2 separate regions of the Homo sapiens genome follow, and region 2 is linked to region 1. Evidence: chromatin contacts called from ENCODE Hi-C or POLR2A ChIA-PET data. All regions are on one chromosome and are shown on one strand. Each heading gives the region's core, a stretch centred on a gene start or an enhancer-like site at or near the end of the contact. The rest is flanking DNA. Distances are from core to core; before and after follow the strand shown.

Evidence for each region. A loop is a pair of places that touch in the nucleus more often than their neighbours do. ChIA-PET counts read pairs that join two places held with the same protein, here RNA polymerase II (POLR2A). Pooled maps may share reads with other maps.
Region 2: a loop to region 1 is called in a map of ascending aorta, with 7 times the contacts of the local background. The contact joins the enhancer-like site here to the promoter of FADD in region 1. A Hi-C loop is called at or near these places in 12 of 168 maps with a recorded cell type or tissue (A673, CD8-positive, alpha-beta T cell, Caco-2 and 9 more), 1 of 37 single-sample maps with no recorded cell type and 6 of 50 pooled maps. POLR2A ChIA-PET finds 5 or more read pairs at or near these places in 15 of 52 experiments (A549, AG04450, Caco-2 and 11 more).

What each region holds. Positions count from the first base shown.
Region 1 is chr11:70,201,498-70,205,580 of GRCh38, reverse strand. FADD (Fas associated via death domain) reads right to left here and starts at 2,285. Exons shown (of 2, transcript NM_003824.4): 1 at 1,836-2,285. The coding sequence starts at 2,121. RefSeq lists silencers at 1,555-1,746, 1,796-1,875.
Region 2 is chr11:70,249,980-70,254,062 of GRCh38, reverse strand. No RefSeq gene overlaps it. Among named protein-coding and RNA genes, the nearest start is that of PPFIA1, 19 kb to the left of the region's middle. Within about 2 kb of position 2,127, at least 3 of the 41 ENCODE cell types and tissues checked have a DNase peak (open chromatin) inside an H3K27ac peak, as active enhancers do; they include ascending aorta and breast epithelium, where a contact is called at or near this core.

The DNA.
Region 1 (4,083 bases), core at 1,036-3,535:
GAGTGAAGCGGCCACAAGTCAAAGAATGCCTGGAGCCACCACAAAGCGGACGAGACCCGGAAGGAGCCTCCCCAACAGCATTCCGAGGGTGTGCCGGTCTGTGGCACCCTGCTTATTCAGATTTCTGGCCTCCAGATTGAGGGGGTAGATTTCTATTGCTTCAGGCCACCAGATTTGTGATCATTTGTTATGGCAATCACAGGAAACTAGTAGGCACTCCAATTGTTATTTAGAAAGCTGCCCCGAGTGACCACCAGTCTTCAGTCCCTGGCTACCATACTCCTCATCTGCTGACGTCACCACTGAGATCAGGGAGCTGGTCACAAGACCATAAAAGGCCGCTTCTGGAATGTGAAGAGAGGAAAGGAGAGGCAGGACAGGGTGCTGCTTGGACTACTGGCAATTCTGAGACACCGTTGGCAGGTGTACCAGCTCCCGCAGCTCTGACAGCCCTGTGGGCTGGGCACTGTGTTACCATGACTGTACAGATGAGGAAATTGAGGCACAGGGAAGCTAATGGACATTCCTGAGATCGTGTAGCTAGACGATGGCAGAGCCATGTTCTGAAACCCTAAGAGTGTGGTGCCAGAGTCGACCCTTAACCGCTATGCTGAACTTCTGGGGAGGAAGGCAGAGTCGCCCGCTACCAACCTGTCCATACCCACCGCTCACCTTCTGGTGTACTTTTCCCAGCACACAGTAACTACATGACGATATAAATAAAACCAAGCACACATACATCTCAAATGTCAGCTATGTTTCGTAGACCGCCTTTAAAATGCAATTTATCAGTGTTTTTCCAGACATTAAATATCCATAAAACCCGATTTTTCTACGTCCTGTTTTGTTTGTTCAGTACTGATTTTTTTTAAAATCTGGACTTGACTGCTCTCAGGCAGAGAGCTGTTCTGTCCATCCTGTCCCCAACAGGCACCAGTCTTTACAGAGTGAAACCCATGGTGACACATTTAGGCCCTATCTGATTGGTGACTGAATGGCTGATTCCAAGCTACAGCTTGAAGCCTCTGAGAGGCGTCCCCAGAGCACTCCCAAGCCTCTCCCGACTCTGAGAACAAGGGGGGTAGGGCTGAGAAACTCTGCTGTACTCAGGGTTTCTTTTTTATCCTGGAAGCTGCTGCAATCCACAGGCGAGGGTGGAGAGGGAGTGACCGAGAGCAGGACAGGAAGCCACTCCACAATGAACTTGACCAGAGAGGCAGTGTAGTGGCTAACACTACCCATCCGGAGGCCGGACTGCTTGGCTCAAGCCTAGCTCCGTCAGTTATCGGCTGCGCATTTCGACAAAGCCACTTAACCTGTGAGCCACAGTCCTGTCCTCTGTAAAATGGGAACAGTGATAGCTAACAGTATCTAAGCCACAGGGCTACTGCGAAAATTGTATTTGGCAGTTACAAGGGTAAGCGGCACACTGTAAGCCCCTGGGTAGGAGTTACTGAATGCTAGTATTACTCTCAGACAGCCGTGAAAAGCATATTCCGAGACAGAAAGGAAATGATGCGAGGCAGGCTCACCCAACCTCTGCCCCTCCCCCACACCTTCTCTGACTCATCTTTTCTTCAGTGAGTTTTCTAATTTACCCGGGCAGAAGTGGGTGGAGGAAAAAGGACTGTGCGTGTCCACGCCCTGCAACCTCGAATAAGTTAACTTTTCTGCGTTTCTGGCTCTCCCATCTGCAAAACCAGGGCTGTACGGAGAAAACCCACGCAAATCAAACCCGGCAAAGGGGAGGCGCCTGGAGGCCAACCGGAGGAGCCTCGCAGCACCTACAGCCGGGCGACCAGGCCCTGGCTCCCCCGGCCCGGCCCCGCGCCCACCTTCTTCCCCAGGCGCGGCCCCGGCCGCCGCCCCCGCCTCGAAGTCGTCGACGCGCCGCAGCAGGTCGTGGCGCCGCAGGGAGGCGAGCAGCTCGCGCAGGAGCTCGGTGTGCCCGGGCTCCAGGTCGTTCTGCTCCAGCAGCATGGAGAAGAGGTCTAGGCCGCTCTGCACGCGCTCCAGCTTGCGCTTGCCCACGCGCCCGAGGCATAGGAACTTGAGCTCGGTCAGCTCGCTGCTCGACAGGCTGGACGACACCGAGTGCAGCAGCACCAGGAACGGGTCCATGGCGGGGTCTGCAAGCGGCCGGGGCTGCGGCCCGGCCCTCCGTGCGCCCTCTGTCCTCGGCTCGCTGGCCCTGGCCAGGTCTCGCCGCTTGCCCAGCGGCCCAAGGATTCCACCCCCGAACCTGCACTCCGGTGCCTGATTCACTACAGGAAATCGACAAGAGCGCGTTTTCGACCGTTATCTCGCGAAAACTAAGGGACCCGCGCATGCGTCCCTAGCGAAGCCGCAGCCGTTTCCGCCCTGGCTGGCGGCGCCGCGGACGGGCGCGGCTTCTGCGCCTGCGCCCGGCGTATCGTCTCTTTTCCGGGTGGGAGGTGGGGCCTTGGGTGTCCTGAGAGCCTGCAGGTGGCCCAGCTCTCTGCGGTGAGGGCGGTCGCGCCTCTGCCGAGTCCACCTGTTTGCAAAGCGCGGTGCGGCCCTACTGTGTGCAGGGCCGGGGCGGGGAGGGCGCAGCCCGAACGTCACGTGCCCTCACATCTGTTGGTGACCAAGGTTACTTATGCATTAACGTTTAGGGACAAACGTGGAAAATGCATTCTTTGGTGCCCCTGGAGACATCTTGTGTGTGCAGAAAACACTACTCAGAAGTTTATGTGCGTTTAAACATGTGATTTAAATAATACATGATTTCCAAAGTAGCAGTCGTTTATTCAATCAACAGTATTGAGCGCCTACTGTGCCAGGTAGTAGGGTCTGGGGACAAATTAGTGAGCGAAGCGCGAGGGTCCCCGCGTGCCCGGAGTTTACATCATAATTACAAAAGCGACACGCTCCAGAAGAGAAGGTCGTGGCGGCCGTGGTGGCTCAGCCTGCAATGCCCGCACTTTGGGAGGCTGAGGCAGGATTGATTGAGACAAGGGGTTCGAGACCAGCCTGGGTAACATAGTGAGACCCCGTCTCTATTAAAAAATAAAAATAAGGAAAAATAAGGAAATCGTATAGTATGCCAGAAATTCAGAAGAGCCAGGGGAAAGGGAGTCTCTTCACGGGGTGGGCGTGTGGAGGGTGGGGGGCCCGGTGGTCTGATGGGGCCTCTGTAAAGGCGCAGGTGAAGGCTGGGAGGGGCCGGGTACCTAGGTGTGGGGGGAAGAGCTGGGCACACGGAGAACAGAAGAGCAGAGCACAGGGGACGGCTGGGGTTCCAGGAGCAGCAATGCCGTGGGTCTGGAGGTGAGGAGGGGGTGCAGATTAGGAGAGCCCTCACCAGCCAACAAGGACCCAGCTTTACCACAGGGTGGGGCAGGGGCTGATGCCAGCTGAGTTTGTTTTCTTGAGATATAATTCACATACCATTCAATTCACCCTTTTAAAGTTATACTTCAGTGGTTTTTAGTGTAGTCACAAGGTTGTGCAACCCTTACTGCTGTCTAACTTTAGGACATTTTCATCACCCCAAGAAGAAACCCATTAGCATGTACTCCTCCCCTCCCCCACCAACCACGAATCTACTTTTTTTTTCTTTCTTTCTTTTTTTTTTTTTTTTTGCTGTTTTGAGACAGAGTCTCGCTCTATGGCCAGGCTGGAGTGCAGTGGTGCGATCTGGGCTCACTGCAACCTTTACCTCCCGGGTTCAAACAATTCTCCTGCTTCAGTCTCCTGAGTAGCTGGGATTACAGGTGCCTGCCACCATGCCTAGCTAATTTTTGTATTTTAGTAGAGACAGGGTTTCACCATGTTGGCCAGGCTGGTCTTGAACTCCTGACCTCAAGTGAGCCTCAGCCTCCCAAAGTGCTGGGATTACAGGCGTGAGCCACTGTGCCCTGCCGAATCTACTTTTTAAAATCTATGGATTTGCCAATTCTGGACATTCCATGTGTACAGAACCATACAGTATGTGGCATTTTGTGTCTGGCTGTTTTCAGCATCATTTTCAAGGTTCATCCATGATGTAGAACATATGAGTACTTCATTCCTTTTTTTTCTTTGAGACAGAGTGTCACTCTTTTGTCCAGGCTGGAGTGC
Region 2 (4,083 bases), core at 878-3,377, 49 kb before region 1:
GCAGACACTTTAATTCACCCGTCTGATAAGCCTGCTGATCTGGCCTTCCCTGTTGACAGCAGCTCCACCTTCTGTAACATGGATGGGCTTTTTCTTCATCCACCTCGTGAAAAGGATAATTTGAAGGGCCATGATGGGAGATTACTTGCTCCTTTTTGGTTTTTTTTGTTTGTTTTTTGAGATGGAGCCTTGCTCTGTCACCCAGTCTGGAGTGCAGTAGTGCGATCTCAGCTCACTGCAACTTCCGCCTCCCAGGTTCAAGTGATTCTCCTGCCTCAGCCTCTCGAGTAGCTGGGATTACAGGCACCCACCACCACACCTGGCTAATTTTTGTATTTTTTGTAGAGATGGGGTTTCATCATGTTGGCCAAGCTGGTCTTGAACTCCTGACCTCAGGTGATCCACCCACCTCAGCCTCCCAGAGTGCTGGGATTACAGGCATGAGCCACTGCGCCCAGCCTTTATTTGCTTCCTTGAAGCGTTTTCCAATGATATAGATCTCACGAATCAGATTCTCTGCAGATGATGCCATATTTCCCGAGAGACCGAGCAATCGCAGTGTTATCTGTCAGGGTAAATCCCTATTTTCACATGATATTTTTCACTGTCATGCCTTAAAGATTACTGGAGAGTCATTCCCTTACGCCATATGTGTCATTTTTGTTGTTGTTTTGAGGCAGAGTCTTGCTCTGTCACCCGGGCTGGTGTGCAGTGGTGCAATGATGGCTCACTGCAGCCTTGAACTCCTGGGCTCAAGCAATCCTCCCATCTCAGCCTCCCAAGTAGCTGGGACCAGGGGCACATGCCACCGCACCCAGCTAATTTTTGTATTTTTAGTGGAAACGGGGTTTCACCCTGTTGCCCAGGCTGGTCTCAAACTCCTGGGCTCAAGCGATGCACCTGTCTCGGCCTCCCAAAGTGCTGGGGTTACAGGCGTGAGCCACTGCGCCCGGCTGGAGTTGTAGGTTGTTAGCCACAGTTTGCTTTCACATGTAGCGGGTATCGGGTTCTTGATCCTGGCTGTTGTCTTTCCACGGCCTTGTGTTCACACTGTGTTCGGAAAGGAAGCTGTGGTCTTACAGGTCTTCACACATCAGTGCTTTATGTGCGCCTTACAGATCTTCACGGATCTGTGCTTTATGTTGCAGGAGGTCAGTAGGTTTAGGTTGGTTGGGTCTCTTCAAATGTGAAAAGTCCCCACATATCAGCCAGGCACAGGGGCTCACACCTGTAATTCCAGCATTTTGGGAGGCTGAGGCAGGCAGATCACCTGAGGTGAAGAGTTTGAGATCAGCCTGGCTAATATGGTGAAACTCCATCTCTACTAAAAATACAAAAATTAGCTGGGCTTGCTGGCGGGCACCTGTAATCCCACCTACTCGGGAGGCTGAGGTTGGGGAATCGCTTGAACGCCGGAGGCAGAGATTGCAGTGAGCGGAGATTGTGCCATTGTACTCCAGCCTGGGCGACACAGTGAAACTATGTCTCAAAAAAAAAAAAAAAAACAGAAAAAGTCACCACATATCAAGGAAACGTGTCCCATGAATGGGGCCTTAAGAGCCTGCTCTTTCATGCTGCATGAGTCCCCTGGCCCCCAGCCCGCCCTCCTCATCTCCCCTCAACCCAACGGCCTAGGACCCCACTGATGCCTCAGGGCCTGGAAGCCTCTCCCGCCACACCTTCTCCTGGTCCTGGGATGGCGAAATGACTGCTCACAATGTGGCCAGGATGGATGGAGGACATCATATTGTTCCTCTAGCCCAGTATTCTGAGAACCCGCTGGCTGTGATTCAGAATAAAGGAGAAATGAGGCCTGTTTCTTGGGCAGTGGAGGTGGGGATTTTTTTTTCTTTTTAATTTGGATTGAAGTTTTTAGCTGTGAGTAATGGTTGGCTTGTGCCAGAGAAGGCGGCACCTGTGCACAAGGATGGAGCCCAGAAGGCCTGAGCCTGGGGTTTAGGAGCCGCTGGGAGAGGCGGAGCTGCAGAAAGGAGCCACGGAGCTCCTGGGAGAGTGGGGCCCGCGTCGTCTCAAGCCAGCAGCCAACACCACCCCCGAGATGGCTCCAGCTGGGACACAAAAGGAACCCATGGTTGTGCCGGGAAGTGTTGCCACAGCAGATTTCCAAGAACTGATTCTCAAAGAGAAGCCAGGCAGGGCTCCCAGCCCTGGCTCTGGGAACGCACAGACTGGGGGCTCCTAAACCCCTGAGCGCCACAGCCTCCCCGGGGAAGCCGGACCCTGTTAGCTCGTTGCACTCGATGGCTCCAGGCTTTTCACATGGGCGGAATGGAATGAACACGTGTGGGAATCATGACGAGGATTCCCAAGCCGCTTCCCAACATGGTAAAGTTGTAGGGTAGAACATTCCCACTGCAGACAAAGGCGTTCCTCACCCAAGCCTGAGCACACAGATGGTTAGAAATAGCCCAGGGCCACGTGGTGGGGGGGGGGGGGGGGCGCCTGTAGTCCCAGGAGACCAGGCAGGAGAATCGCTTGAACCTGGGAGGTGGAGATTGCAGTGAGCCGAGATCATGCCACTGCACTCCAGCCCGGGCAGCAGAGGGAGATTCCATCTCAAAAAAAAAAAAAAGAAAGAAAGAAAAAAAAGAAAAAAGAAAGAAAAAAAGTAGCTCAGGGCCGAAGTAGAGTGGGAGAAGGGCCCAAGGGCAGGGGTGGCCTTGGGGTCAGGAGGCAGGACTTTCATCGTACTGCAAGCAGGGCCAGAGAGGCAGTCTATCCACGTGCCTCCATCTGTGTGTACTCCTGTCTCGGTCTCCAGCACGAAGCAGGTGCTTGGCCATCATTTTGGGGAAACTACTGCCCATGGGGGCCTCCTAGGTTCCCAGCCAAGGTGTCTGAGCAGCTGTTTGCTTTGTGCTCTCGGCTCTATAGGCCAAGCAGGCTAAATCCACTTGAACTACAGTAATTCCTTCCTCCTGTGCTGGCTGGACACCTCACTGTGACACAGCACACCCTGCGGTCTCCTTTGGACTAGGCAAAGAAGGGTCCAGATCACCGCACAGGACCTTGTTCATTTAGGTGACAATGATCTCTTGAGGGTCTACAAAGGAAGAACTGGGAAGGCAGTATCTGGGGAGAACGTGAGCCTTAAACACAAACGACACCCATGATTTCCTTCATTACTAGGTGAGACGTGCCCCACAGAACAAGGACAGGGTGCAAGGAGAGCTGACAACTGGGGCGAACCACACTGCAAGCACTGAGCTAGTCTGATGGGGGAGGGCGGTGGGCAAGTGGGCTCTGTGATGGCAGCGCAAGAGGGAAGACCCGGCCCCCACTCTCATTCTTAGCTGCATCCTGGCAAACTCAGGCCATAGTCCAGAGGCCCCTTTCCTCCATCCTACTGAGCAGCCAGTGGGGTTGGAGGGGGCATGAGATGTGGCCCCTGCCCCAAGACAGAGACAATAACACAAACATCTTCACACCACAGGGGGCCCTAAATTTTTGATCAAGCACTTTGACCACTAAGTAAATTTTGAGTGCCTTCCTGTAAGTAGTAGGTGAATAGTGGCCCTCAAAAAGATATGTTCATGTCCCAACCTTTGGTACCTGTGAATACAACCTTGTGTACAATAAGGGTCTTTGGCCGGGCACGGTGGCTCACACCTGTAATCCCAGCACTTTGAGAGGCCGAGGTGGGTGGATCACCTGAAGTCAGGAGTTTGAGACCAGCCTGATCAATATGGTGAAACCCTGTCTCTACTAAAAATACAAAAAAATTAGCCAGGCATGGTGGCATGCACCTGCAGTCTCAGCTACTAGGAAGGCTGAGACAGGAGAATTGCTTGAACCTGGGAGTTGGAGGTTGCAGTGAGCCGAGATTGCACCACCGCACTCCAGCTTGGGTGACAGAGCGAGACTCCGTTTCAAAAACAAACAAACAAACAAACAAAAATAAGGGTCTTTACAAAGGTAATTGACTTAGAGATCTCAAGATGAAAGCATCCTGGATTTAGGGTGACCCTAAATACAATGACTGTGTCCTTATCAGAAGAAGAAAGGACGCAGAGGCCAGGTGCAGTGGCTCACACCTGTAATCCCAGCACCTTGGGAGGCTGA